2 separate regions of the Mus musculus genome follow, and region 1 is linked to region 2. A link is a loop called in an ENCODE intact Hi-C map of the cell type or tissue named here. Cell type or tissue: left cerebral cortex. All regions are shown on one strand. Links, peaks and the distances in the headings refer to the core of each region. The heading gives the core; the rest is flanking DNA.

What was found. Peaks named below come from ENCODE experiments on the same cell type or tissue, not always from the same donor. Only the 100,000 strongest peaks of a DNase experiment are listed, where the experiment ranks them.
Region 1: a loop joins it to region 2, with 2.4 times the contacts of the local background. A loop is called at or near these places in 8 of 42 quality-filtered maps.

The regions. Positions count from the first base shown.
Region 1 is chr6:56,916,516-56,932,391 of GRCm38, reverse strand. It overlaps Nt5c3 (5'-nucleotidase, cytosolic III), which reads left to right and starts at 8,460. Exons shown (of 9, transcript NM_026004.3): 1 at 8,460-8,720. The coding sequence starts at 8,583. It also overlaps a transcript of Vmn1r4 not described here. In left cerebral cortex, for the core only: no CTCF peak of the experiment used is centred there; a DNase peak (open chromatin) is centred at 8,307; H3K4me3 peaks cover 1,942 bases; H3K27ac peaks cover 1,753 bases.
Region 2 is chr6:57,562,700-57,578,575 of GRCm38, reverse strand. No RefSeq gene overlaps it. Among named protein-coding and RNA genes, the nearest start is that of Herc6, 10 kb to the left of the region's middle. In left cerebral cortex, for the core only: a CTCF peak has its summit at 7,947 (motif pointing right); a DNase peak (open chromatin) is centred at 7,953.

The DNA of each region.
Region 1 (15,876 bases), core at 3,480-11,479, 650 kb after region 2:
TGAAAGTAGATATAGAATGCATGAATTTTATACTAGTAAAACTAGGTCAAAACACTGAGACTCTTAGGAGCGTCATTGTGTGCAACACGCAGAAGCAGAAGCTAGTAGAACTGCTGAGTTAAGAGTTAACCTGATTCCTTCTAACCACTGCCTAGCAGCTTTGCCCATGTCATTTATTATTAGAACTTCACAGGAAACCCCATGTAACTGACCTTGGAACTCTGAGCTCTGAAATATAATAAGTCAAAAGTTATAGTTTAAATAGTGATGTTTGCCAATTATTATTTTGGCCACGGGCCTGGGAATAGGGGAAGCTTGAAACTTTGGGGAACAATCATAATTCTTAATTCTTTGTGAAATGTGATCATTCTTTTGAACTTGACACATTTGGTAATGATTATACACTGTTTTTCTTTCTACCTGCTTTTTGGAGTAACAATATAAGACTGGGGCAAGTTAAAGGTGAGGGAAACATGTTTATGAGTGAAAGGAGAGTGCACAGAGGTGGGGGGTGTAGAGGTGTGTGTGAGGTGTATGAGTAGTGTGTATGAGGTCTGTGTGGTGTACGTGTGAAGTGTGTATGTATGTAGGTGTGAGAATGTGGGAGTTTGAGAAAGGGAGCAGCCTCAAGCTGAGGAGGGGGGAGGAGAGAGAGACAGAGACAGAAGGAGGAGGAGTGGGAGGAGGAGGAGGAGTCAGCCATGAATACATTGAGAGAGAGGAGGAGAGGAATGGGGAGAGAAGGGACAGAGGGGGCAGTAAGAGAGCAAGAGAACAAGAGGGCAAGAGAGAGGAGGAGGCATGCAGCTACTTTTATAGTGAGTCAGGCACACCTGGCTGTTGCCAGGAAACTGTGGGGCAGAGCCTAGAAGACATGCTAAAATTCCCCAATTTCGGCTTAATTTTAAATGGGAAAACTCGAAAGAGGTGATGGTGAAGCAGAAGTAGGATCATCATGATCTTTAGCTACTTCCTGCAGACTCTGGAGCAACATGTCTCTGGGAAACCTAAGAAAATGGGTATGGGGATGTTGGTCCAGTCTTAAGAAAGTTGGCTGTTTGCTTGCTATTCAGGGTCTGTGGAACCATCTGTGGATAGATGGAAGGAGCAGGTCCAATACGTGTGTGTGTGTGTGTGTGTGTGTGTGTGTGTGTGTGTGTGTGTGTGTGAAAATTCTTAGGTATACTTGAAACTCTTAGGTCTTGGTGGTTGGGAGTGAGGAAAGTCCCAATCCCAGGAACAGGAGAGGAATCCCACCCTCTGAGATAGGTAGCAAGGGGGAACATAGGCTATTGATTAGCAGGTATACTTATCTGGATGGAGAGATATCAAATGAATGGGTTTCCTGTAGCTTATAAGTTTACAAAAGAGATACATTTGTTAACAATGTGAACAGTCTTTAAGATGAGCTTAGGAAAGACAAAACCTTTTTGTGGAGCAGAAGGAACAAGAAGGGCTTTTTCCTTCTTTCTAAGGGACTGAATACACATAAATTTAGCATAACAAGAAAAAATTTTAAGTTTATATTTGAAAGAAAAAGGAAAATCAGAACCTTCACTTTGTAAATATGATAGTTGATCGTATAGTTTAGCAAGAAAAAAACACCTTAGGTCTATAGTTATAAAGCAACCAAAGGAAACTTTTATTTGAGTATAATAGCTGATAATGTAATCCAGCATGAGAAACACTTTAAGTATATAGTTATAAAACAATCAAAGGAAACCTAAAGTTTAAACTTGTTATTATATCGATTAATGTTAGGACACTTGCACAGCAAGGAGAGGAAATATGAAGCATTTACTCACTGGAAACTGAGTTTAGATAAGACAATAACAAAACCTTTTTGAGTTATGTGGGCTGTATTTTTTTTTTTTTTTGGCTAATATCCACTTATTAGTAGTGAGCACATTCCATTCATGTCCTTTTGGGTCTAAGTTACCTCACTCAGGATGATACTTTCTAGGCTCATCCATTTGCCTGCAAAACTCACGATGTCCTCATTCTTAATAGCTAAGTAATATTCCATTGTGTAAGTGAACCACATTTTCTGTATCCATTCTTCTGTCGTGGGACATCTGGGTTGTTTCCAGCTTCTGGCTATCACAAACAAGGCTGCTATGAACATGATGGAACATGTTCATGCGGCATGGTGGTACATCTTTTGGGGTAAGGTGGAAGCTCAGGGTCATTTTGATTTGCATTTCTATGATCACTAAGGACTTTGAACATTTCTTTAGTTATTTCTCCGCCATTTGAGATTCCTCTGTTGTGAATTCTCTGTTTAGTTCTATACCCCATTTTTTTTGATTGGGTTGTTTGGGGGTGGGGGGGGTTGTTTTGTTTGTTTGTTTGTTTTGCTTTCTTTGGTTGGTTGTTTGTTTGTTTGGGTTTTTTTGGTGGTTAGCTTCTTGAGTTCTTATATATTTTATGAGTCCTCTATCAGATGTGGGACTAATGAAGATTTTTTTCCCAATCTGTAGATTGCCAATTTGTCTTATTGGCTATGTCTTTTACCTTACAGAAAGAAGCTTTCCAGTTTCATGAGGTCCCATTTATCAATTCTTGATCTTAGAGCATGAGCCATTGGAGTTCTGTTTAGGAAATTTCCCACTGTGCCAATGAGGTCAAGGTTTTTTCCCACTTTCTCTTCTATTAGATTTGGTGTATTCGGTTTTATGTTGAGGTCCTTGATCCACTTGGACCTGAGGTTTGTGAAAGCTGGCAAATATGGATCTATTTTCATTTTTCTACATGCAGACTGCCAGTTAGACCAGCACCATTTGCTGAACATGCTTTCTTTTTTCCATTGTATATATTTGGCTTCTTTTACAAAGATCAAGTGTCCATATACGTGTGGTTTTATTTCTGGGTCTTCAATTCTATTCCATTAATCAACATGTCTGTTTCTGTACCAATACCATGCAGTTTTTATCACTATTGCTCTGTAGTTGGGAGGTCAGGGATAGTGATTATGGAGCACTGACAAAAGGGGACCGATCATGACTGCCCTCTGAAAGACCCAACAAGCAGCTGAAATCATCAGATATAGATGCTTGCACCCAACCAATGGACAGAAGCTGCTGACCCCTGTAGTTGAATTAGGGAAAAGCTGGAAGAAGCTGATAAGGAGGGCAACCATGTAGAAGGACCAGCAGTCTCAATTAACCTGGACCCCCGAGATCTCTCAGATACTGGAACACCAACCAGGCAGCATACACCAGCTAATATTAGACGCCCCCCAACACATATACAACAAAGGACTGCCGGGTCTGGGTTTAGACAGAGAAAATGCACCTAACCCTCAAGAGACTAAAGGCCCCAGGGAGTTTAGAGGTCAGGTGAGATGGGAGTGGGGACATCCTTTGGAGAAAGGGGGGGTGGGGGTGGGGAGGAGGTATGAGATGTGGAACAGCCAGAGGTTGACCTGGAGAGGAATAAAATCTGGAGTTTTAAATAAATAAATAAATAAATAAATAAGAAAGTAGCAGGATATTATATCTGTGAAAACTTACATCTGAACTTGTTTATCCTATATCGTGAAGCCTGTGAGCAAGGCAAACCTATCTATCTTTGATAAGAAATCTGGTAGTCTTAACTAGTTAACAAATTTACTAATGAGCAAATAAGGTGGATCCTTGGGGTATGGAGCTAGGCCTGTTTTCCAGATGTCAAGCTACAGTGACATAAAGTTGGAAGGGAAGGTTTTGGAGAAAATAGAAGACCAATTAGATGGAAGGGAATCCCATCTATAAGATCCAACTATATATTGTATGCAAGAAACACACCTCCCTGGTAAAGATATGGCAAACTCAGAGTCAGCAGACTGACAACAGTCTTCTAAACAAATAGAAACCGAAACCAAGTAGTATACCTATATAGGTATCTGATAAAATATGTTTCAAAGCAAAATTAATGAGAAAAAGTAAAGGTGTCTTAGCTACTTTATTTTTAATCCTGTGATAAGACACCATGACAAGGCAACTTAGAAGAAAGAGTTTATTGGCCTTATTGTTTCAGAGGGTAAGTTTATAACATCATGACAGGAAACATGGCAATAGGCAGACAGGTATGACACTGGAGCAGTAGCTGAGAGCTTACATCCTGATCTATAGGCAGGAGGCAGAGAGAACTAACTGGAGATGGAACAAATCTTTTGAAACTTCAAAGCCTGACCCCAGTGATATACTTCCTCCAACAAGGCCACACTTCTGAATCTTTCCCAAGTAATTCAACAAACTGGGGGCCAAATATTAAAATACATGAGTCTATGAGAGCCATTTTCATTCAAACATCTACAGAATATGTATCATTTACTTTTCTACTACTGTGAAAAAATACTATGGACAAAAGCAACTTAAAGAAAGAAGAGTTTATACTTGATTATGGTTCCAGTAGAATAAGAGTCCTCATGGCAGGGAGACATGGCAGCAATCAGCAGGCCTGGTAGCCTCAGGAAACTGAGAGATCATCTTCTCAACTGCAAACATGAAGTAGAGAGCATGAATGGAATTATGGCCAGTTACACACTTCCTCCAATAAGGCTGAACCTCCAAAAGGTTCCACAACTTCCCCAAACAGTACACCAACTGGGGACCAAATGTTAAAATACAGGTGCCTGTGGAAGATTTTTTCCACTCAAACCACCCCACAAGGCTACTACATATTAAGTTTTAAAAAGCAGTTCATCAAGAATAATAACAGTTGTAAATAAATACATCAATATCGAGACATAATTTCATTTTAAAACTAATGGTTTTGAAGGTTATGATAGGTCCTGATATCATAATACTGGATAATTTCAATACCATATACTAATCCCTATATGGGTCATTCAACAAGCAAAAATTAATGGAGAAATCGGGGTTAAATTATACCATAGATCAAGTGGACATGATGGATATATACAGAATTTCACATCCAACATATATACAGAATACATATTCTTGTTAGTAGCTACTGGAATCATATCTAAAGTAGAACACATTATATAGGTCATAAGGTAAATAGGTAATGGGTCATAAGGTAAAATTGTCAAAGATTCAAAGTAATCTCTTGTATTTGATGATGTAATTGCACAATAAAACCAGAAATCACTTGAAAACAACTACAGAAACTAAGCAAATGTATGGAGTCAGAATTACACATTGTTGAATGTCCAGTGTGTCTTTGAAGAAATCATGGAGGACATCTAAAAGTTTCTTGAATCCCATAAAAATTAAACCACTACTTGTCAAAATACTTGGGATATGAAATTAGCTCTATGAGGAAAGTTTATAGCAATAATAAATAAAATAATAAAATAAAAAAGCTCTCAAGTAATATAGTCATGTACCTTAAAATCCTTGAAAATCAAGTGCAAGCAAAAACCCTAAAAGTGGTAGAGAGCAAAAAGAATAACAAAGATTAGGGCAGAAATTAATGATACATAGACAAATGTATTCTTTTGCACTATAAACAAATTTAACAACCCCTATTCATACTAACCAAATAAAAGAGAAAAGACCCAGATCAATACAATTAGAGATGAAAACAGGAGGTTACTACGGAGCTCAGAAATCAATCTAGAGGTTTCTCAGAAAATTGGAAACAGATATAGCAATCCTGGGCATATACCTAAAAGATGCCCCACCATGCCACAAGAGCATGTGTTCCGCTGTTTATAGCAGCCTTATTTCTGATAGCCAGAAGCTGGAAACAACCCAGATGTCCCACAACAGGAGAATGGATACAGAAAATGTGGTTCATTTACACAATGGAATACTATTAAGCTATTAAGAACATCCTGAGTTTTGCAGGCAAATGAATAGAACTAGAAAATATCATCCTGAGTAAGGTAACTCAGACCCAAAAGCACATGCATGGTATGTAGTCACTAATAAGTGGATATTAGCCCAAAAAGTACTACATACCAAGGATACAATCCACAGAACTCAAAAAGGTTAACAAGCTGAAGGGCCCAAGTGAGGATGCTTCAAACCCACTTGGGAGGAAAAAGAAAGCAATCATGGGAAGGAACTGGGTGGGAGAGGCGAGGAGGGGAAAAAGAATATGATCAGTACTGGAGGGAACAGAAATGAAGCCCTGAGGGTCAACAGAATGAAAGGAAACAGTCAACCTTGGGAGGTAGGAGGTGGGAGGACCCTTTGGAATGTACCAGAGACCTGGGAGATGATAGTCTCTCAGAACTCAAAGAGAGGGACCTTAGATGAAATACCCAACAATGAGGAAATGGAGAGATGAAGGGATGTTGTTGCCATCCCACAGTCAAAAGCTCTGACCCAGAATTATTACTATCTAAAAGAACTACAGAGATAAAGGTAGAAAGGAGGTCCAGTGACTGGCCCAAATTGGGATCCATCTCAAGGGGAGGCTCCAAGACCTGACACTATAACTGATGCTATGGTGTGCATAGCTGTCCTCTGAGAAGCCCAACCAGCAGCTGACCAAGACAGATGCAGATACTTACACCCAAACATTGCACTGAAGTCTGAAACTCCTGTGGTTGAATTAGAGAAAGGCTAGAAGAAGCTGAAGAGGAGGGCAACCCCATAGGAAAGCTATAGATATAGATATATAGGTACATTTTTAGAGTGCTTTGCAAGGGCCCCAGGGATAGGACAGAGAACATATGACACAGAGAAAAACAATCCTTAGCTTTAATTATGATGACAATCAAGCCATATCACCTCAAAGTATGATTAAAGGAGATCAGACTATGCCATAGGGAAACAGGCTACTTTGGTACAACAATTATTTTGATCTGAAAGATGCTGAGAACTATTCAAAGCAGGGAAAGCTCTTTGAAGAATTTCCCTTAAATTCGATAGTCGTTTGTGTGAGAATGCCCCCCCTAGGCTCATACATTTGAGCATATGATCTCCAGTTGGTGGTGCTGTTTCAGGAGCTTTAGAGGTGCAGCCTTCTTCGAGGAAGCATGTCTCTGGAGCTTTGCTTTAAGGGTTTGAAGACTGTCCCACTTCGTTTGCTCTCTGTACTTTGTGCTTATAGTTGAGATGAAAGATGTACCTCTGTTACCATGCCAGCAGCCTGCTGCCACCTGCTGCCATGCTGACCCCACCATTATGGATTCTTGTAAATTCTTTCTTTCTTCTATAAGGGGTCTTGGTCATGGTGTTTTATCACAGCCACAGAAAATTAATACAAATTCCTTATAATTTTAAACATCTCTAGTGTAGAAGAAATACACATTTAAACAGAGAGAGAGAGACAGAAACAGAGAGAGACAGAGACAGAGATTGTTGAGATTGTCATTAGTAAATGTATCAGGTCAAGAGCTTCTCCAAACAGAATTGTTGAACTTGAGGGTTGGTAATAGGCACCCTATCGCTGAGCTCACACCTTTATCCCCTGGAAAGATTTTCATCTGCACAAGGCAACCTTTAGTCACCATACATTTCCCCTCCTGCAGACTCCAACTTGCTCAAGAATGTCAAATATAATACATATTCCTTTCAGTAATTTAGGTGGTATATTTCAGCCTCAATTTTTGGCCATTTCGTTAAGGCTTTGACCCATGGCCCTGGTTAATCAGCCACTGTACTCCGAGCAATCCTCCTGCCTGAGGATCCTACATGCAGGAATCAGAAGCATGCTCCATCATGACCAGCTTGAGTCTCATATTTCTGTGGAACTTCTGTTTGCACAATGAATTGTTCTACTCAAGATAATGTCTATGTCAATTTGCTTTAGACCAGCTAATAAAAACCTAAAACAGAAAAATAATTCTTTCTCTCCCACGGCTTTTCATTCTTAACTTCCTTCGGTTGCATATATCAGGCAGAGAGAGACAGTCTCGCCAAGCAGCAGCCCAAACCTCACAGAATCGGGGGCGACTCTCCTGAGATTCTCTCTTGCACCTCATCACACCCCACCCACTCAGCGAGAAGCAGAGTAAACTACATGAATCCCTTGAAATATACTAAGCAAGAGAGAACAACGTTAAGTTTCTCTGCACACGCTCCTAAGGAAAGTAAGCTAAAGTTGTAGGTAGACTGTGACTGAAAAGCCCAACAGCTGACAGATCTCCCAAAAACGACTATATCTAGGCCTTCCAACCCAGGATGCTACTGCGCAGGTCAGACGCAGCGCCGCTGAGCCTGCTGGGTGTCGTAGTCCATGAAGGCTAGGACGAGGCACAGTTTCTGAGTGGGTGGCGGGTGAATTTTCTCACACTGGGGCAAGACTTTGTTTTCTCGATGTTTCTGGTGCGATCTTACTGTGGACTATAGGCACAGCATAGCATCCGGGTCACCAGGATTCTGGGTTACAGATGCACTACTTGCATTTAGTAGCTAATTACAGTTGTTTCCTTCCGGGTCCTTGCGGCGTTTCCTGAAGTCAGGGTCAGAGGAAGTCCCGCCCCCACTATAAGGGCGGGATTCCGGACGCGGACCTCTTAGTCTCCGCCCCGTCGTCCCCGCCCCTCACCTCTTCTGGGCGGGGCCTCCTCGGTTTCCCCCGCGCGGGGCGGGGCTCCGGGGAAGTGTGCGGCTTGCGGCCGCGCCCCTGGGCTCGTACCCGCGGATCCCGGGCTTCCGCGCCGAGAGCACGCGGGCCTGTCAATGGACCGCGCGGCCGTGGCGCGAGTGGGCGCGGTGGCGAGCGCCAGTGTGTGCGCGGTGGTAGCAGGCGTGGTGCTGGCCCAGTACATATTCACCTTGAAGAGAAAAACGGGCCGCAAGACCAAGATCATCGAAATGGTGAGTGCGGGAGCATCGGCTCGCGCGCGAGCAGCCCAAGTGGCGTGGGCCGGCCGCGGCCCTGCGAGGGCAGCCTGCACGCGTGCTGATGCTTGACAGCGTTTGTTTCAAAGAGTGGAGAGAATAGATGCTCGGAGATAACTACCTCTTGCTGCAAAACCCGTTTCTCCAGAGCTAATCTCCAGTTGGCAACCGCCTCCAAGACGTGCAGCTAATCCGATAGTCTCTTGTCCAGGAGTCGGTTGGTTGGTTGGTTGGTTGGTTGGTTTGTTTGTTTGTTTTACATCATCGGGGCTGCCTTGGCTTACGTTATGAAAAGAGCATTTTCAGTGTTTTTTTAGAAATGCCAATATTGAAACAGCTCGATTATTTGAATGTTCTTCCTTGTTTTATGTTCCAAGAAGTATTCATGTGTCAGTCCCCCAAAACTCTTTCCTAAATCCTAGAAATGTACTTTTAAGAGTTAATTGCAGTCTCGTTTAAATTGTTTGTCTCAAGAATTCCATTTGAGGTTTGTTTTAAGGCGATTTGTTGATCCCAGAATGTCTGTTTCATTTAGGGTTGTTTTGATGTTACTGTTGTTCCATCTGACTTGAGCATGCATGGTGAGTGTGACTTACTTACTGGAGTACAAGTGAGCATCCAGAACTAAAATATAAAGTTGAGAAACTATTTCTATTGAAACTAATATTTTAAGTGAATTCCTTTATTCCTGGGTTATTTTCTTTATATACCTCTGGTTGCAAACATTTTGTGTGAGAAGTTTTGCCTCCCTCCCTGTCTAGCGAATTTACATGGCTTTATTTTGTTCCATACTCAAATTTTATAATTTTCCATCAGTGGGAAAAAGCTGATTTCGCTGTCTTTCTCTATGTACTTAAACAGTGGGCTGATTTTTCCACGAAATCTTAAGGAAGAGTTTTACTTTCATTGTATAAAGTACTAAGGGACCAATAATGCCAAATATTTTTTGTTTGTACTGTACAAGTCAGTCTTTATATGCATTGTTTTAAACTATGCGTCAGACCCCCTAATAGTTTTTCAGTAGAAGATGTAAAAGAGTTTAATATTTTTACTTTTATAGTTTTAGCTGATTGTTCCTTTAGATGGGAGAAATATTTGGATGACCTGAAATATATATTCCGGCCCTTGTTCTCTCTCTTTATAAGTCATGTTTGGGGAGTCCTCTGTACCTGTCTCCACCCTCTTCCTTCATAGAATGTGTACAAACCCAAGGATACCCACTGAACATTGCTGTTCTGATCACAGATGGTATATAACTACCTAACCAAGGTAGGCTAGGAAAAAATGACACCAGTTGCGTTCTGGGTGATGGTGTTTCTCTTGCCTCAGCCATCTCAGTGCAAGATTACATTCCTGAGTTACCCTGGCCATCAGGACATTTTTAATTGAAAGGCATTAGGGATTTGCTAGTGAGCTATGCATGCCATAGTGGAAATGTCCAGTAATGTGGCAAACTAGATTCCCAGAGAAAACCAATCAAAAGGTACACTAGAAGTATTCAGAGAGATAAGACAAGCCATTTAGTGAAGTTGGCTGGCACTTTACAATTTAATTATCCTGGTGTGTACTCCCTGAATCTGTTTTAACGTCTACCCGTACTTACACACATGGTCTATACTGGTATAGACCCCAGGGCTTTACACCTGCTAGACAACCATACCTGCTTCGTCAGTGCCCTCCTAGCCCATCCCCTTTTAAGGCAAGGTCTTTCTGTAGTGAGAAATCTGGAGTTCTGGCTTCTTTAAAAAACATAGAAATACTATAAAAATATGTTTTCATTGTAAACCCAAGTGTGAGCTATGGGTCTGGTTCAGAGTGTCCACGGCAGCTGACTGTGGTTTGCCGCAGGCTCTAGTAGGGGTGCGCTTTTTTCAGCTGCAGATTGTTTCTGTGATGGAGTGACTTCTGGAATTCTGGGGACTTTTCAGAGGGTATATAAATGTGAAGGCCCAGAGAGGCAGGGTGGGTTGTTGTTAGGTTGTTGTTGATTGGCTGTTGGTTGCTGTGGGTCGCTGTTTGTTAAATATTTGGCGAGAAGAAGAAATTAGATATCCTGATGGTGAAGATCAAACTTGCCCCTAGGAACTCAACACCCCTAATCAACAGGATGCAGTCTAAGGATAACTTGTCCCCCTTCTGGCCCCTGACTTCATTCTGGGATCTCTTTCCTTTCCTCTCTATCCTTTTTTTCTCTCTTATCTGATGTTAGGGAGTAAGGGTAGAAGAAAAAGGATGGAGAAGGGTGAAAAAGAGAAGAGCCCACAAAGTATCCAGGAATAGCTACATCTTTCTGAATCCTGTGTCCATGCCTTGAATTCGCCATCCTTCCTGTGTTAGGATGGCAGCCATGTGCCACCACAATCAGCTCCAGATTTCTCTTTATCGCATCTACAGTCTCTTAAGATTACTGATTAATTTGTCATAATCAAACCCTTTCTCTAAGAGTTTTATTTTAGAACAATATGGATTTACCGTAGTATGAACGAGTGCTCTCATATATCACACACCAGTTTCCCTTGTCATTAATATCTTGTGTGACTCATTTGTATTGATACATTATTAAATGCACTGCCACCCTTTTCAGATTTCCTTCACGTTTACTTATGTCCCAGGAGTTTCTCTTGGGTATCACAACACACTTAGTCATCCTGGCTCCTTGTTGTGGCCTTCACAGTACTTCTGAGTACTGTGCAGCTCCTTATCTTACCCCACTCTGGTCCAGAGATTAAACCCAGGGCCTCTTCACAAGTGTTCTACCCGAGACTCACACCCCAGCCTCCTTATCTTGTCTTCACTGGGCATGTTCTCAAACTTCACTTGTTTGAAGTTTTGGTATTTTGTAGAATGGCCTTGGTTGCGTTTATCAGGAGCTTTTCTCACGATCGTCTAGAGTTTCTCGGAGGATGACTAGTGTGAAGTGTTACTTTCATCACACAGCAAGGGTGCACGCTGTCATCCTAACCTCTAATTTGTAAGCTCTGCTTGAAGAATATTTGTCAGCATTCTCCACGGTCAGTTATTTTCTGTCTCCTCCTCCATCCTGTGCCCTTTGGAATGAAGTTAGCGGAAGAAGTTTGCCTTTACAGTACGGAGTTACAGTTCAGTGCTTGTGGTTAAAGTGACTACAAGAACTGTTTGGGATTATTCTGTTCTGGAAGCTTGTCTATCCTCCCTTATTTACATATCAGTACGGGCTCATAGATATTTATTTGGAGTCATAGTTCAGTACTACTTTATCTGTTGCTAATATTGATCCCATCTGACCAGAGAGCTCTGTTGATTGGGTCTATGTCTTTTCCACATTCTCATTGAGTTCATAAATGTTTTCCAGCTGAAAATAAAATCCTGGCTGCCCAGGACATGCTGTGTCAAGAGTGAGCAAGGCTAGACTCCGTGTTTGGATTGTTTTGGTTTGCAACAGGATCTTGTTCTATTGCTTATACCAGGCTCAGCCCCCTGGACTGAACTGACCCTCCAACCCTATCTTCTCAGTTAGCTAGGACTTAGTGTGTGCAGTATTACCTGGCACAGAGGTTGTACAGATCACAGCTCATGTGTCACATCCTGCCTAAAGCCTCTCTTTAGAACTGTACTACTAGTGATCTAAAAGGGGTTGAGGTTTTTCAGTGGTGGTAGTGGTGGGTTGAGGTTTTTGTTTTGTTTTGTTTTGTTTTGTTTTAGGCAGAGGGAGGTTACCTGATTCTTAAAAATCAAATGAAAGGTCAGCAAGATATCCCAGTGAGTAGAGGTGCCAGGTGTGAGGCCTGCCAACCTGGATTTGATATCCAGAGCACGTGTGTGGTGGGGAGACAACACCAACTTGCAGGTTATCTGTGATCTCCACATGCTCAGCCCTGGCACCCTCCTCCCCAAAACAAAATCAAATAATAGATGTAATTAAAATGTTGTAACAATTCAATTTTGAGGCAGTTTAAAATTATATCGGTTTCAGTGGTCCTTAGATTTGTTGACTTTATGGAAACAGGGACTTTCTCGTTATGGAGCTCAGGCTGGCCAGGAACTCGAGAGTCCTCCAGCCTCAGCCTCCAGAATTACAAGATTGCTCTATCATGCCCAGATTTCCGGATTCGTTGTGAATTTCTCCATTATCAGAGTTGTTTCTTGCAACAGTGTTGAGTCATTGAGATAAGGTGAGTTATTTCCTGTTGCTTGACACACAAACAATTTGAAAAGAGTTCAGGTGCCACTATATCATATATCTCTGTGAAAAAAAACATTTTCAAAGCAGTATGTAAAAATATTAATGTGTTAACATTACAAAGGAACATATATAATCGATTTTTAGGTTTTCCTATACTGGGGATTTAACCTACTGCATGCTAGGTAACCCTTTAAAAATCCATTTACATTTTTATTTGGAGATTGAGTCCCAATAAGTTGCCAAGCCTGGCCTTGAACTTGCAGTTCTCTTGCCTTGTCTCCAGATTAGCCAGGATTACCATAGTGTGCCACTAAGCTTGTGACAGATTTTGGTGATATGAAATGGTGGGATGGCTCATTGGTGAAGAACACCACTGTGGTTCTTACAGAAGATCTGGGTTTGTTTCCCACAAGCTACGGGGTGGATCAATACCATCTATAACTTCAGAGTATCCAATGCCTTCTTCTAACCTCTTCAGCCAACAGGCACCCAATGTGTACAGACATACATAGAAGCATAAGTATGAATAAAATAAATAAATCCAAAACATTTCAGAGAGATGAAAACACTGAACGCTCTTGTTTGTCACCCCAAGAATAAATCTTTCTTCTAAATTCAGACATCTTACAGAGCTGGGCCGTGTGTCTCTAGTTCAGGATGGCCATTCCTTGGACTAGCACTGCTCAGAATCAGCTGCTAGTGGAGACTCCACTCCAGCAGCGGAGAAGCCTGAGTACGGCTGGCCAAAAGTGTCCTGCAACCAAATACACACTTTCTTGGTCTACTGCTTAAGCTTTCATGTTTGTTCAGAGTTATCAAACTATATGTGTCTCTATAGTTTTTAAGATTAAAAAAAGAAAGAAAGATTAGGGACAAAGGGGTATTCTAAGTGGGTTTACAGTATCTTTTCACTGTTTAGGCATGACTACTGGATACCCTTGTGGAGAGTCCAGTAAGAGTAGGAGCCCTGGGGCCAGCAGCTCACGACCAAGCCCCTTACTTTTCAGCTTGTAAACGGTGTGGCCTTGTATAGATTACCTGCCCTCCTACACCTGAGCGGACTCTACCTTGGAAGGTTCCTCTCTCTAAGCCAGGGATTGTTTTCCAAGTCAGAAGAACGGTACTGTTACAGACTGAGCGGGTCCTTTGTGGCATTAGGATAGGAATCCGATACAGACTAAATAAAGTTCTGTGTCTGAAGCAAAAGCAAGGTTAGAAAAAGAGGTGACGCCCCAAATGTAGGACTATGACCGTCCTTCAGGGGAGTGCCTCTTCAGACCACATGGTCACCTGCACCACTTTCCACCTGGCTCTGGTGTGCCTGTGCTTCCTGCCTCCCCTGCAGCCTACCTCCCCTGCAGCCTGCCTCCCCTGCAGCCGGCCTCCCCTGCAGCCACCCATAGATACTTCCCAGTGCTAATCATTGCAGCAAAGATGTAATAAGGCACTGGACTAGTTCTAGGTCTGACTTGTCCAAGACTTGAGGTCCTTGGATTGAACCTGTCAGCCAGTGCCTCCTGTTTTAACTGTTGGGAATGACAAGCAAGTAAAATGCAGGAAAAGCAAAAGACCAAAATGCATTCTTTCAAAGAAAAAAAGCTTTCCTGAAGCAGGCTTCAGCTCCCTTCGGGTTGGGAGTTTGCTGGCCGTGAGGTAGGGAGGCGCTGGATCCTCCCATTTTCTTATCATCTTGCCCAAATGTTTGTCCTTGAGCAGCCTTCCCTTACGGTTTTTCCCACGAGAAAGGAAGTGGCCTCTTAGGAACACCCTCCTACCCTCTACACCCTTGTAGCTGCCTTCGGTATATCTTTTTCTTTTTTAATTCAGTGATAAAGATATTAGTGTGTTTTTCTAGATTAGTAATTGTTTTATGCTTTTTTTCTTTTTTGCATTTTAAAAATTGTGAGGGAGAGGGAGAGAGTGTGTGTTAGTTACATGTTTACAGGTGCTATACCAGCCAGACATCAACCTTGGGAGTTTTCTTCTCTTGTGCTTCACTCCCTTATTTTTTGAGGCAGGATCTCTCACTGACCCCAGAGCTATGATTGTAGGTGGACTAGCTGAAGATTAAGTCCCCAGAAGCCCCCCTCTCCTCCTCAGCACCCTCCCTATATCCCCCATGTGCCTCTACCCCACCCCCTGAGTGCTGGGATTAAAGGTATGCATCACAACACTGGCAACAGTACACGCTTCAGTAAGCATTGGTGTGCTAAGGCTCTTGGATTTTGTGGTGTTAGTACATGGCTGTCCTTCACAGGCATGTTATCGAATTGAGAGCTTGTTCAACACCCCTATCCTGTGGCGTGCCACGGGTATTTTCTCTACACTTAACAGTTGCCAGTAGTAAGGCATAGAAGAAAGTGGAATAGTCGGTTCTCTTTTCCTTCTCTGTTCTAGGCTTACTAGCTATTGCTTTGGACCTAAGGCGTATGACATAGAGGAAAAGGGACAACGCTGAGATATTTTTAAGTTAGACAGTTCTTATTTGACAAATCAATTGCACTGCCGTGACGTGCACGTTCGTTAGTTAGGGTTTGTCACTCTCACATATGGAGAATTGAACCCAGCGTTCACACATGCTCCATCACTCAGCTCTATTCCCAGCTTGATGCAAGTATTTAAAAGTGGCTGTTCCTGGGCCTCATAAGTATGTCCACAGGTGAGAGGCCCTGTCACCAAGCCTGATGACCTCAGGTCTATCCTGGGACCCACACAGTAGAAAGAGAGGTCCAGCTTTTGCTGGTTGTCCTCTGACCTCCACACATAATGCAGAGCGGTTTTGGTTGGTTGGTTTTGGCTTGGGAGTTTTGGTGGGATTTTCATTTGATTTTTTTCTTTTTTTGGGGGGAGGGTGCAGAGGTACAGAAAAGATCTCATACATGGCTAGGCAGGTGCTGTACTCGGAGCTATGTATCTCCAGCCTGTAAACCAACTCTTCTTTCCTGTGTCTTCAGTGTGTGTAACTCATTT
Region 2 (15,876 bases), core at 3,183-11,182:
ATTTCCTGAATTTCTTTCTCTGTTTGTCATTTGTATATAGGGGGGTTACTGATGTTTTTATGAGTTAATTTTGTATCCAGCTACTTTGTTGAAATTATCAGTTGTAGAAATTCTATGGTAGAATTTTTAGGGTCACTTATATATCATCTGCAAATAGAAATATTTTGACTTCTTTCCAACTTGTATACCTTTGATCTCTTTAGTTGTCTTATTGTTCTAGCTAAGACTTCAAATGCTATATTGAATACATATGAAGAAAGTATGCAACCTTGACTTGTTCCTGATTTTAGTGGAATTGTGTTGAGTTTTTCTTCATTTAGTGTGACATTCACTATAGGCTAGCTTTAAACTGCTTTTATTATATTGAGGTATGTTCCTTGTAGCCCTAATCTCTCCAGCACTTTTATGATGAAAGGGTGTTCGATTTTGTCAAAGGCCTTTTGTTCATCTAGTGAGATGATCTTGTAACTTTTCTCTTTGTTTATATGGTGGATTAATTATATTTATTGATTTTTCATACACTGAACAACCACTACATCTCTGGGATGAAGTCTACTTGATCCTGTGGATTCTTTTTACATGTTCATGCATTCAGTTTGAAGGTATTTTATTAAGTACTTTTTGTATGTATATACTTAAGGGTGTCAGGGTAACTGGGGACTCATAAAATGAATTAGACAATGTTTCTTCTGTTTCTAGTTTATGGAATAAATTGAAGCGTATTGGTGTTAACTCTTCTTTGAAAGATTGGTAGACTTCTATATTAAGACCATATGACCCTGCGTGGTTTTTGTTGTTGTTTTGGTTTTTTTTTTTTCTTTTTGTGGTTGGAAGACTATTAATGAGTGTTCTATTTCACTAGGAACTATAAGTCTATTTTAATTGTTTTTCTGATTTTGATTTAATTTTGGTAGGTAGATCAATTGAGAAAACTATCAATTTCTTTTAGATTTTTTCAATTTTGTGGAGTACTTTTTTGAAATAAGGTCTAATGACTCTTTGGCTTTCCTTGGTGTCTCTTAATATGTCTCTCTTTTCACTTCTGATCTTGTTAATTTGGACATTTCCTCTTTGCCTTTTAGTTAAATTTGGATAAGGGTTTGTCTATCCTATTGATAGTCTCAAAAAAAAAAAAATAGCCCTTTGTTTCATTGACTCTTTGTATTGTTCTCTTTGTTTCCATTTGATTAATTTAGGCCCTCAATTGGATTTTTTCCCATCTACTCTCCTGAGGTGTGATTTCTACATTTTTTTCTCTAGAGCTTTCAAGTGTGTTATTAAATTGTTAGTATAGGATCTCTCTCTCTCTCTCTCTCTCTCTCTTTCTTTTTTCTATTTTTCTTTTCTTTTTTTAATGTAGGCACTTAATGCTATGGAGTTGCCTCTTAGAACCACTTTCCTTGTATCTCCTAATCTTGGATATGATGTGTGTTTGTTTATTTTCATTTAATTTTAGCGAATCTTTAATTTCTTTCAGTTCAGATTTGTCTGGTTTCTATGAGTTTATAAGGTTTTGTCCTTTCTACTGTTGGTCTTCAGCTTTACTCCAGATTCAGTAACTCTCTGCATCCATGTGTGTGTGTGTGTCTGTGTGTCTATGTGAGTCTGTGTGTCTGTATGTGTCTGTGTGTCTGTATGTCTGTGTGTGTCTGTGTGTCTGTGTGTGTGTGTGCGTGTGTGCACGTGTGTGTGTGTGTGTCTGTCTATGTGAGTCTGTGTGTCTGTATGTGTCTGTGTGTCTGTGTGTGTCTGTGTGTCTGTGTGCGTGTTTTAAGGTTTTTAAGGAGAAGAGAGTGACAAAGAGTCTCACGTAGTTCTGTCTGGTCTCTGACTCTCTATGCAACTGAGGATGACCTTGAACTTCTGATAGAGTAAAGAGAGTTATTCAGTTTTCTCGTATCTGCTGAGACTTGCTTTGTGTCTGCATATGTGATCAGTTTTGAAGAAAGTTTCACGAGGTGCAGAAAAGAAGGTATATTCTTTTGTGTTTCAATGAAATGGTCTATGAATAACTGCTAGGTCCATTTGTTTTATATTGTCAATTAGCTCTAAAATTTCTCTGTTTAGCTTTTGTCTAGATGACCTGTCTTTTGGTGAAAGTGGGGTATAGTTAGTTATCATTTTCATACTATGAGAATGAATATGTAGTTTAAACTGTAGTAGTGGGGGTTTGTTTGTTTGTTTTTGTTTTGTCTTTTTGTTGTTGTTGTTGTTGTTGTTGTTTTTAACAAATGTGAGTGTCTGTGTTTGGGGCATAAATGTTAAGAATTGCAGTGTCCTATTGGTGCATTTTTCCTTTGGTGAGCATATAGTGTCCTTCCCTATCCCTTCTGATTAATGCTGGATAGAAGTCTATTTTGATAGATATTAAAATGGTTACACCAGCTTGTTTCTTAGATCCACTTGCTTGATATATCTTTTTCTAACCCTTTAACCTAAATTAATGTTTATCATTGATGTTCATAGTTTTAGTAAATCACTTTAGGTTGAAGTTTTCCTTCTAGAACTTTCTGTATGGCTGTGTTTCGTGGCTAGATATCATTTAAATTTGGTATTATCATGAAATATCTTATTTCTCCATCTGTGGTTATTTAAAGTTTTTCTATGTATGGAAGTCTAGGCTGGCATCTGTGGTCTCTTAGAGTCTGCAGGACATCTGTCAGGCCGTTCTTGATTTTAGAGTCTTCACTGAGAAGTTGGATGCAATTTTAATAGACCTGCCTTTCTATCTTACAGCCTTTAATATTCTTCCTTTGCTCTGTGTATATAGTGTTTTGATTGCTAAGTGGTAAGGGGACTTTCTTTTCTGGTCCAATCTATTTGATGTTTGGTATGCTTTTTCTGCCTTTATTGGCATCTCCTCCTTTAGGCTAGGAAAATTGTTCTATAGTTTTGTTAAAAACATTTTTTGGTCCTTTGATCTGGATTTCTTCTCCTTCCTCTATACCTATTATTCTTAGGTGTGGTCTTTTCATAGTGTTCCAGATTTTCTGGATGTTTTATAGCAGAATTTTTTAGATTCAACATTTTTGCTGACCAATGTATCCATTTCTTCCATACTTGAGATTCTTTTTTAACTATCTTGTCTTTTGATGGTGAAACCTGACTCTGTAGTTCTTGTTTGAATTCTTAAATTTTTTATCTCCAGAATTTGCTCAGTTTGGGTTTTCTTTACTGATTCTATTTCAAAATTCAGGTCTTAAACAGTTTTATTTATTTTCTTAGACTGTTTGTATTTTCCTAGATTCCTTTAAGGGATTTATTCATTTCCTTTTTAAAGACTTGTATCATCTTCATAATATTAATTTGAAGGTTTTTTTTTAATGTGTTAGAATATTCAGGGCCTGCTATGTAGGATAGTGGGCTGTAGTGTTCTGGGTGTTATTGTGTTCTCATGCTGGTATCTAGGCATCTAGGTTTGGGATGTCTATAGCTCTAAGTACTGATTTCTGGGCCTGTCTTTGTTCACTTAGTGTTTTCTTCCTTGAGTTTTGTTTCCTGTCTAGATTTTGATTAAAGGCATGTGCCACCACTGCCCGGCCATCATGGGTGTTTTACTGAAGAGCTGGGCATGAAACTCAGGGGTTGGATCTGGAGGAACACGGCACTTGATATATTCTTAAGATATTAAATAATGCTACTCTTAGTTTTAAAGAAATTACAAATTTAATCAAATTGTGTTTTTTATAATCATCTTACTTGTTATAATTGTTTGCTTATCCCAATTTCCTGTCTTATATGAGCCTAGTTTTTATGTCTAACTGACTCAAGTTTTGTTGTTGTATCTATTAAAGTTTTATTCTCATTATTCAGCATAATTTGGATTTTAAGAATTGTCAAGTCCCAAGAAAACTCCAATTCATCAAATTCCAAAAGGCAGTACATATGTTCAGAAAGGACAGTCTTGGTCCAGCTCAAACAGGATTATAGAATGATTTTTGGGAGTTAGGTTAAAGCTAGCATTCCTCATGAACTAGTGAAATGTTTTGTGTCTGCTAGAGGAAATCATCTTTCTTGCCTCTGGAAGAAGCAAAATATGGTTCTCTGTTGTCATCTTTCTGTGGTTGCATACCAAAGCCCATGCTGGCTCTAGTTTCCTACAGTCCCTATTCAAAAGAACTCATTATATATTTCAAGGTCTCCACACTGTCACCCTATTCCTTCTGACCTCCTCCTCTACCCTAAACTCTCAGGCTTCTTCCAGCTCACAGGCTTCCTGCCTCTCAGTTATTCATCCATCCTTTATATAACAGGTAATTCTCTACTATTCCCACTTTTAGGGTGCAATTCTGATGATAAGGTCCTGTTCCCCAAATGGTTCTTGACCTGTCAGTAAAGATAACCATGGGTTAATTTCTGGGTAGAAGGGACAAGTGAGACTTCCGGGTCCCTGAAGGCAGGCAGAGGGACACAAGGAAGGAGAAAGGAGTCCACCATGCTTTGGAGAGAGGAGAGTCAGGCAACCATGTGAGATCTCAAAACACAGTAGCCACACAGGCCACTCCTACAGGCAGGTGGTCAGGGGAATTTACCAACTGAAGTTTGGGGCAGGTGAGAGAGATGGAGATAAGAATCTGATAAGGGCATGCTTTTCCAGGTGGGAAATAGTAGTGCCCAACAATTGTGCCAAGAAGGCAAGTTGAAATTGAATGACTGTGTGTCTGTGTCTTTTATCTAAGCATTCAAGGGAAGCTGGGAGGGGGCCGGTAGCATGGTCACTTCTCAGAACTAATGTTGGGTAAAGCATAAAGCTACATGCAGTGCCCACTCTTGCTATTCCTATTCCTGCTTCCCTAGCTCTGGACGTGTCCAGTCTGCTTCTTTTTCCTCTCTGTTCTGGACTCTTCCAGATGTGTCTGGATATTTTCTCTCTCACACCCACAGTAAAAACCTTTCCCCTAATGAGTGGTCATTTTGGTTGTTTCATTATTGCTCCTTGCCCCTGCTTACACCTGGTCCTATAGACCTGAGAAGATCACAAATGCCTTTCTTCAAGGGACCTGGTCTCTCCTAAATGAACCAAGCTACTAATTTCATCCATCTAATGTATGGATCATTTGTTTCTGCTGGCTTCTGCCACCTACGATATTCCACTCTAAATTCTAGAGTCCACTTTCCAGCCACGCTCCTTTACCTGCTTTAACCACTAATCTCTCCTTGCCTGTTGGTTTCTTGTTAATTCTGAGATTTGAGAGAAATTCTTGAAAGTCACAATTGTCCAAACTAAAACAAGGTGTATTTGAGTGAGCTGTAGGCTGTAGAGCTGACTATCTCTCTTAAGTTTGAGCTCTCCAAGAGCAGCCCTCACTGGCCTCTTGAAGTTCTTTTTATACAGGAGGTGAGTTCACACTGGGTGAGAGAGTTGTGGGTTAATGATTGTTAAAAGGGTATGATGAAGAGGGGAGGAATAATGGTAAGGATAAATGTTAAGTGAATAGGGGTTGCAAACAGTCTGCATCAAACCAGGAACTTAATCTTCATTGCAAATAAAGGCCTTAATTAGTAAGGACTTGATACCAGACAGAAAGACTTATGATCTCTTAGCTAGATTTTAGCACCAAGCTAACTGTTTCAGCTATAAACAGAACTCTAACCCAACACAATATGTTATCTGTTTTGGTTTTACTTCTCCTGGAGCTTACTATACCCTCCTGACATCTATCACTTGGGAAGGTTCTATCTCTCCTTGGCTGATGTGACTTGGGGCATCTCTCTGCTAAGGCACTTACTCTTCTTCTTTTGGAATTCTCCCTCTGGTGGAGTTTCTATGTGACCCTTTCCCATAAGTCCCTCCTCTCTCACCCTCGATGTGCTCATGGCTTCCTCCCCACCTGTCTCACAGCTTGCTCCTGGAGCTTGCTCTGCCTCATTCACCTCCTAGAGCCTAAACTAACCATGGGTTCTTATCCTGTCTTTTAATCACTTCCCCTCCATGGACTCAGAGATTCCATTAAAGTCTCACTGACTTATTGCCACCAGCTTGGCCCCAGTATAACCTAGATCATAAGCCTCAATAACCTGAAGATGGCACACTCAATTTCCAATTTCCCATGAATAGTAACAACTTCTGCCTCTGCACAAGCACATAATCCCCAAATCATCTTTTTTGGCTTTCTTTACTCTCCACTCCTGAAAATCTCTTAAGTTTTTTTTATTCTCTGCTTTAGAAAAAGTCTTGTAAACTTTCCATGTCTTAGAATTTGAAAGTTATGGTTCAAAGATCTATAAAATCTATCATTTAAAAAGTTAGCTTAAAACTTGTAACAAAAAAGATTGATAGTTAAAAATCTATACAAAGGTAATCTTAATTTGCTACAGCATGTTAGTGTGATAGTGCAAGATAATGCAGAAGTTCCTCCATCCTTAGGTCATCTTTAAGCTTGACTAGAATTTGAACTCCTTAGGCCATTGAGAATCTGGTCTCCACGGAAAATTTCCCAACACTATCTAGAAACCCAAGGGCACCATGTCCTATCTAGCCGATCATAACTTCTGTTACACTGCCTGCTTTCTTAGAATCCCTCCATCCAGCAAATTGCTTTAAGAGACTCCGGGGTGTCTTGAAGTGACCAGATCAGACTGAATTGGCAGCAATCTCAGGCTTATTGGTGCAGTTCTCTGGCAAGTTTCACTGTGTGACCAGAAAGCAGTCTGGAACAAGAGGGAGGTCAAGACATGGCCAAACCTCAAAAATCTCATTCTGAGACCAGCAAGAGCTAGTACTGTTTCCTTCTTTCTCTGGGCCTGCATGTACTTAGCCTGTATGACCACCACCTCTGCCAGCTTTGAGATAGTCACATAGTCTGGTGGCCACATTACAGTTTTAACTTCCCCTTTCCCTATAAGGACATGTCCAGCCAGCACATGGAATTCCTCTTTAGGCAAATGAAGTAAGACCAAAACAGAAAACATTTTTTTTTTTTGCAGGATGAGAGGTCTAGTTTTAGTTGAAACAGTTTGGGTCTTCAACAATCATGGACTCATTGTTTGTTTTGTTTTGTTTTATTTTTCATGAATCCCAGGAGTAACAGATCTTCAACTCAAAAGATTTAATGCTCAAACTTAACAGGGATAAAATTGTTAGATCCTAATCATAGAAAAGCTACTAACTTGTAAACCCCTGGGCAAAGAAGTATTTCATGCCTCTCCCACTACCAGGGTCCTGCAATAACTCTGGAGACGGTTGGTTTGACTGCCCCACTCTGCTTTGCCAAGGTAGGCCAGTTCCTCCACATAAAGGAAAAAACAAAAACAAAACAAAAACAAAACAAAACAAAACAAAAAACCCCAAAACTCTCAGACCTTCTGGGTTTGGTGGCCAAAACCCAATGTAGTCCTGTGTGGTAGCTGGAAGACTTAACACTGTCCTGTGTGGAGACCAAAGACTCTGGCCCCCCAAAAGCTATTGAGATTACCATGGGGGATACCAGGCTGGCTGTCCTTTTAAGTGATACAGAGGTCATTGATGTATACTTTCTGTTCAACATTATCCTTATATTTCTGTGATGACATTGGTGGAGGAACAGAGTGTTCAGTTGGAACCTGTGGCTCACACACACATCAGCTCCCCCCATCCATTAAAAAGCCTATTAACTCTGCAGAGAAGCCTATTATCTTGGTGTCAAAACTTGGGTAGAGTTGAGCCCCCGGGCAGGTTGGATAGGCTTCTATCCTTCTATTTTCTCTCCTCCTGAGGTGACCAATTTTGACTTGAGGTAAACTAACCTTACCAGTAGCCAACAAAGACTTCTTCCAGGTCCAGGACCCATCAGGCTCTTCCCAAGAGGAGTAGCTGCACCAGAGCAACCCCATCCTCAGACGTCCCTGGAACGTGTCTTGCAAAATTTATCCAAATTGGGATGGTCTCAGACTTTGCACCCAAAACGCCTGATTTTTCTTTGTTTTCTTGTTTTGTGGCTTGGCTTCAGTACACTCTGGATAATACAAATAGCCACCAGAGGGCACTCTAGACTTTAGCATCCTCTTTGATCTTGAAATTTTCTTCTGGCTTATGGTTAAGTGGCCTGAACTCCTTTATGTTCAAGGGTTTTTTTTTTTGTTTTGTTTTGTTTTGTTTTGGGGGGGCGAGGGGGGGAAATGCACTCCTGCCCATCCCTCTGTAGCCAATGCTTAGCGGCCCAGGTCTGGTTGGCCAGGTTTACAGCACCACTAGACACCCTTTCATCTGAGGACTTGTATCCTGAGCCATCTGCCATAACTGATTAGTCTCTCTCTGCTGCTTCCCTGATCCCCACCTCCTCCCCTGGACCTTCTACATTGCCATGTGCTTTACCCAGTGGCCAGCCTTCCTCCCTCTACCCTTCCCTTCCTCCTCCCCCTACCCAACCCTCCCCCTTCTACACTGCTTTACCTACTGACCAGCCTTCTTTTTCCTCTATCCTTTCTGCCTCAGAACCCAAGCTGGGAACTCATGACCCACCTACCTTTTTTCTGCCCTGCTATGGGCTGTAAACATTTTTATTCAACCAATAGATTTAAATTAAGAAACAAGGTTTGCAGAGCAAGAGGAAGCATATGTGAGAATTTACTGGTCTTGAGGCAATTAGGCCTTGGTACACATAATTTAGCATTACAATACATTGCAACTGACTAAGCCTCAACAATTCCTCTTTTTTTTTTTTTGTCTAAATAAGAAGGCCTTTTCTCTTATAATAATAAACAACATCTATTAAGAACAGAAATGAAACAATTATGAAAATTATTAGGTAAGAGTTAAATTCATAATGTCAAGTCTATTTATATGTGGCAACTTGATAAAGTATCCTACCATTATTCTATCTTAAAGGGTTCAGAATTTTGTATCTAACTCAGTTTCCATCCTAACTTACATTACTAACCTACAAACACCTGTTTATACTTCTTCCAACATTCATAAGACATTTTCTGGACCCTCTAACCATCCTTAAAACATCTCCTTAGACCCTTAAACATTTTCTTAGATCCTTTACAACTTAAGGTTATAATAAGACTATGTAGCTTCCAAAAATTATACAAATGACAAGACAGTCCCTAATATTTTCTAAAATACTAGACCATCATCTTCAGCCTTGTGATATCTGATCCTTTTGTGAAGCACGAATTATAAGGGATTTTCTAACCTTGTCTTGCCAGAGCTTGGCAGTCAATTTGCCTATATCTATTTGTCCTTTCTGGACAGCATTCTTTCCTGGTGGCTAGCTTGCCAAAATTAAAAGCCCAAATGGAGGTGCTTTGATTCACATCGCCTTCTTCCAGATCAAATAGAGTGCTACCAGTAGCTGACATGTCTTAATGTCAAAAAACAGCCTGAAATTAATAAAAACTTTTTTTGTGTGTGGATTTTTTGAGGCAGGGTGTCTCTATGTAGCCCTGGCTGTCCTGGAACTCACTCTGTAGACCAAGCTGGCCTCGAACTCAGAGATGTGCCTGCCTCTGCCTCCTGAGTTCTGTGAGTCCCTGAAGTTTTTGAAGACTAAATACGATAGATAGTAGAGTTCTTTCTCCAAAGAATGCCAAATACAAATGCACTGAACATTGGAAATGTACTTCTTTTTTTTTTTTCTTGGAATTTTCTTTATTTACATTTCAAATATCTTTCCCCTTTTCAGGTCTCCCCTTCGGAAACCTCCTCTCCCACCCTCCTATGAGGGTGCCTCTATGAGGGTCCAACCACATCCACCCACTCCCATCCTCCCACCCTGGCATTCCCCTACACTGGGGCACTTAACACCCTCAGGCCCCAGGACCTCTCCTCCCCATGATGTCTTACAAGACATCTGCCATATATGTGGCCAGTGCTATGGGTAGTTCCATGTATACTCTTTGATTGGTGGTCCACTCCCTGGGAGCTCCAAGGGATCTGGCCTGTTGACACTTTTGCTCCCTCCATGGAGCTGCGAACCCCCTTAGCCCATTCAGTCCCTTCTCCATCTCCTCTATTGGGGACCCTCGAGCTCAGTCCAATAGTTGGCTGTGAGCTTCCTTCTCTGTATTTATCAGGTTCTGGCAGAGCCTCTCAGGAGACAGCCATATCAGACTTCTATCAGGTGAATGTACTTCTTACTTGATCATTCTTGTAATTTTTCTTATTGTATGTAGTGTTTTATTGAGAGGGCTAAAGTGGGGAGATGTTAGGGTATACTGTGTGAAATTGTGTCTCTGTCCTTCTTCACCTACCTACATCATTCTTGGATTGTCTTTAGTAAAACAATGAGCTGGGCAGGAAGTGGAAGACGGGACTTCCTGAGAGGGAGAAAGGAACTCTGAGAAGGAGAAGAAGGGAAGCCTTTTTGTTAGGAAGGAGAAGGATGTGGTCACAGGCCTCAAAGGTATAGTTAGCCATGTGGCTGGATGGAGGTAGGTGGTTGGGTTAACTTAGATGAGCTAGATGAGAGCCAGTCCAGCTAAAACCCAAGGCTTTGAAATATTGAAAGGTCTCCATGTGGTGATTTGGGGCAAAAACTGGTTCAGGAATAATTGCCACTGTATTAATTTCCAGCATTAATTAATATATGGAGAATGCTAATAATCATTTTTAGTTTACACTTTCTAGACTCCAGTTTCATGTCTCTGAAAAATCACCATCTCAGTCTCAAGCCTGTCATTACCGACCTCCTATCTCAGGGACTCCTAATTCCTATTGACTAACCTTGCAATGCTCCCATTCACCCAGAGGATAAGCCCTACAATGTGTAAGCCCTCTGGTTCCTACTGCTTAGTACAGGACCTCCACCCTACTAATGAGGAAGTAATCCCAATTTACTCTGTGGTTATCAACCCATCCTTTCTAACTTTCTTCTTACAACTTCCCACTTTACCATACCGAACCTAAAGGACACTCTCTTTACTGTCCCCCTACACCCTGATTCATATTTTCTCTTTGCCTCTACCTAGAGGTCCCAGATACACAGACTTCAAGACAGCTCACATGGACAGTTCTCCTTTGGGGGTTTTGGAATAGTCCTCATTTCTTTGGCCAAGCCTTGGTTTGGGACCTCTCCTCCTTAGACCTCATTCCTCGAACACTTTATTGTGTTGATGATATCTTATTTTGCGGCCCCATCTCTGCCCCAAAAAGACACTTTGTCACTCCAAATTTGCCATCATGTACTTGGGTGTCCAACTCACCTGAATCTGACCTTTACAGAACTTGCAGCCCCTGATGACTGGGGATCAAATCCTTTCATTTCTGTATTCTTCTATCACTGGATCCCTAACTTTTTCATTACTTCCAAGCCCCTGTACCAGGCAGCCAGGGCCCTCATGGGGCCTCTCACCCACCCAACCATGCTCTGCCATGTCTTTACTGCAGGATGACCTCTTTGTGGTCCCTGTGCTGGCTGTCTTGGACTCCATCTGCCCCTAACACCTCTTTACAGATGAAAGGATGGAAGTGGCCATGGGTATCTTAGCTCAACATGCTGGGCCTTCCCATGGCCTATAGCTTTTTTTTTGTCCAAACAGCTAGATTCCACTGTATTTCAGTGATGTGTCTGAGAGCCCTAGAAGCAGTCTCAGAACTCACCTGAGAGTTTCTTCAAGGCCACACTGTTCCAGCCTATCACTGTATATTCTACCCACTGGCTCTCAGACTTTCTGTGTCATTTCTCTACTTCCTTTCTTGGGCCCTCGTGGCCCAAACCTTTCATCTATTGCTTTTAGAAATCCCCCATATTACCTTGACCTTCAGTCCTGCCCGAAATTCTGCAACCTTCCTCCAAGTTCCATTCCCCCCTGATACTCACCTCTTATTCCTGCCCAGAGGCTGTGAAAGCACATACTTACCGCATCTTGTTTCTCCTAGGCCAACTCCTCACAGACCTCCAACTCACCCTCTTTATGAATGGAAGCTCTCTCATAGACTGATTGGGAAACTGCTAGGGGGCCTATTCTGTAGTCAGCTCCATGGATACAGTTAAGGTAATACATCTGCTGGTAGGTTTAACTGCTCTGAATAGACACCATGAACAACACTACTCTTATAAGGACAACATTTAATTGGGACTGGCTTACAAGGTCAGAGGTTCAATCCATTATCATCAGGGTGGGAGCATGGCAGCATCTAGGCCAGCTGGTGCAGGAAGAGCTGAGAGTTCTACATCTTCATCAGAAAGCTGCTAGAAGACTGACTTTTTTTGGTTTTTTTTTTTTTTTTTTTTTTTTTTTTTGGTTTTTTGAGACAGGGCTTCTCTGTATAGCCCTGGCTGTCCTGGAACTCACTTTGTAGACCAGGCTGGCTTCAAACTAGGAAATCTGCCTCCCTCTGCCTCCTGAGTCCTGGGATTAAAGGTGTGTACCACCATGCCTGGTTTAGGACAAGAATCTTAAAGCCCACACCCATAGAGACACACTTCCTCCAACAAGACCACACCTCCAAATAGTACCACTCCTTAGGCCAAGCATACTCAAAGCATCATAGGACCTCTTCATAAAAGGCCAAATTAGTCACGTTAAATGGGGTTCTCCAGCCGGGTGTGGTGGCGTATGCCTTTAATCCCAGCACTCGGGAGGCAGAGGCAGGCAGATTTCTGAGTTCAAGGCCAGCCTGGTCTACAAAGTGAGTTCCAGGACAGCCAGGGCTATACAGAGAAACCCTGTCTTGGAAAAAAAAAAATGGGGTTCTCCAAATAGCCAAATGCCTATGGGATAACATCTATACCGATTTTAGATATTTTAATAGTTCTTTTGGTTTTTCGAGACAGGGTTTCTCTGTATAGTCCTGGCTGTCCTGGAACTCACTTTGTAGACCAGGCTGGCCTTGAACTCAGAAATCCGCCTGCCTCTGCCTCCCGAGTGCTGGGATTAAAGGCGTGCACCACCATACCGGGCAATACCCACTCTTATCATTTGGAAGGAAAGAGGTTTCCTTAGTGCCAAGAGTACTCTCGTTGTCAACACACCCCTTATAGCCAAACTCTTGGAGGCCCTCCAACTCCTGGCAGAGATAGCCATAATCCACTGCCAGAGGCACCACGCTTCCTCGGATCCAGCCACCTTGGCAATCCCAAAGCTGACACAGTGGACTAGGGGCTGGCCTCTAGCTCCAGCAGATCCACAGGACTGGATCCATAGGATACCTCTTTCTGGAACCCTTCTCTTGGCCTAAATATCATCAGGAGGAGAGAGACTCATTCCTCAATAAAAGGGCCACACAGACAAAGGAGGGATAGTTCTATTTGAACAACTGCCCCAGCCTTCCCCAGAATCAGGTGCTCTCAATTGTCTTGATAGCGTCAAGCTCTACACATTGGTACCAAGGGTCTATTCCACTTTCTAAAATCAACAATATTCATGATGTTTTATACTGTAAGTACTGGTGTTTCTTGATTAAATTAGTGTCTAAGGTGTCCTGTAGTGTAACAAACCAGGATTTTGAAAAAAAAAAAAATAAATCAAACAATTTGTATTTTACTAATAAAAGGAAATAAGCAATACTGCAACGATTCCTTCTAGGGTCTCATTGTACTTCTAACCATTAAAATAAAAGGTAATGTTTGGTTATATCTGTAAGGATGACAAAATTCTGGTTTCTAGCATGTTCCGATTTCTTGTTTCTACCTCTATTAATACATCAATAAAATAGAGCAAATAAGTATTCACATAGAAGGGATTATAATTTAAATATTGAAGACCAGTCTTTCCTAAAGTTATATCTAATTATGCCATATGATTTTAAACTATAAACTCAAACTACACAAAATCCCTGAGAGAGATGGAGGGAGAGAGCGGGAGAGAAGAAGGGAGGGAGGGAGGAAGGAAGGGAAGGAGGGGAAGAAGAGGAGGAGGAGAAGGGAGAGGAAGAGAGGAGGAAGAAGTCAAAGAGGGGAAGAAAGAAATAAAAAAGGAAGGAGAAGAGGAGGAGGAGAAAAGGAGAAAAAATAATTTGTTTAAATATCTCAAATATTAGTAAGGTGGTTCATAGAATAAAAATTGCTATAAATACAGGTAGAAATAAGTCTAGCTTTTTTAATTTCCATTTTAGTTAATAATCTTATATTTGAAATGTGATATCAAATATAGAGGACACAAAAGAAATCTGATCCAGATCATAATGATTAATAATCTGATTTGGTTCAGGAATTTTTTGATGGTTTTAATGGTTTTTGCCAGCTATTCCTCTCTTCTGAAGACTGCTTTCCTGACCACTACTTGACCTCATTTAGATTGAATCCTAGAAATCAGAATGCTAGCTCTTTGGGGATAATTAAGTGGCTTACTGGACTCCCAATGTGATGCCTGGGCAGCAGGGGGCATTGGAAATAGAATTCCTGAAAAGAAGCTGTCTCTTAGGGCTTCTTGACTGTGAACATCAGTGGAGCTTAGAATGTTGCCTTTTCAGAACCTAATTACAATTTATGCAGGGCTGACTTTAGCACATAAATAGGCTTAATTTTGCACATCTGTGTCAAACCTAACATCCTGTGACTAACAGACAGATAAGAACCTTCTGTAATGTATTCATTTGACAAAATCCAGTTTTCATGCCATCAAAGGACTAACAGCATTTTCAGCATCTGAGACCTATAGCAGAGATCTCTTCGTTGGGCTTAATTCCCACCAATGTATTTGAAAAGTACCTTGATTTATGACTTTTTAAATTTTGTCTTGTAAAACTATAAAAACTTTATGAAACTGCTTCTATGTTTGAATATGAAATTTTGAGTAATCTAAACTTGTGTGTCTGCGCCATGTTCATTCCTATTTGGCTCCAGAATAAACTAACTTTTAGCCTGTGTGAGGTAAGATCTGTGCTTTTTGTGCTGACAGTAACTACTTCTCCACTGGATGTTCTCTTCTGGAAGGAGGAGGCCCTTAAGATCAGGAAGATAGTGAAATGTGCTAGGATCAGGACTCTCAGAAAGTTATGAGGTTAATAAGGCCCTCCACAGGGTTGTAAAATCAGTGGCAAGTTGCCATGGAGATGAGACTTGTTGCAAGAGTTGCCTGCAAGGTGTGTGTGTGGAGTTCAGTGATGCAGCTTTTGTGAGTATTGCTCAAGATTCCTTTATGTCTTTACGTTACTCATGCCCCTATGGGTTATCCTCAGAGCCATGTTTCTGTAAGTAATACCAATGAACTCACTGATTTACAAAGATAAATTTTGGTAGGATTTCTTTCTTTCTTTCTTTCTTTCTTTCTTTCTTTCTTTCTTTCTTTCTTTCTTTCCCTTTAAATCTATTGTCAGTGTGTTATCTGTGGTGAATAAGCATTTGTTCATATCCCACTCCCAGAATAAGTCACAACAGAAGGAAAAGAGATATTAAAAGGAAACCCAACATTCAAGGGAAATCTAAATAAGCCCTGCATTTTCACTTTTTTTTATGGAAATGGAGAGGAGCCTGAGGAAAAGAAGGTCTAGTGACAGGTCCAAAGTGGGATCCAGCTCAAGAGGAGGTCCCAAGGCCTGACACTATTACTGAGGCTATGGAACACTCACAAAAAGGGACCTAACATGACCGCATTCTGGAGGACCCAACAATTAGCTGAAAGGGTCAGATGCAGATATTTGCACCCAGTGGACAGAAGCTGCTGACCCCTGTGGTTGAATTAGGGAAAGGCCTAAAGTAACTGAGGAGAAGGACGACTCTGTAGAAGGACCAGCAGTATCAATTAATCTGGATCCCTGAGATCTCTCAAATATGGGACCACCAAACAGGCAGCATACACTGGCTGATATGATGCCCCCAACACTTATACAGCACAGGACTGCCAGGTCTGTGTTCAATCAGAGATGATGTACCTAACCCTCAAGAGACTGGAGGCCCCAGGGAGTTTAGAGGTCAGGTGGGGTGGGTGATGGAGGTAGGGACAGTCAGGGTGGGGGGGGGGGGATAAAATCTGGAGTGCAAAATAAATAAATAAATGAAAAGATTCACA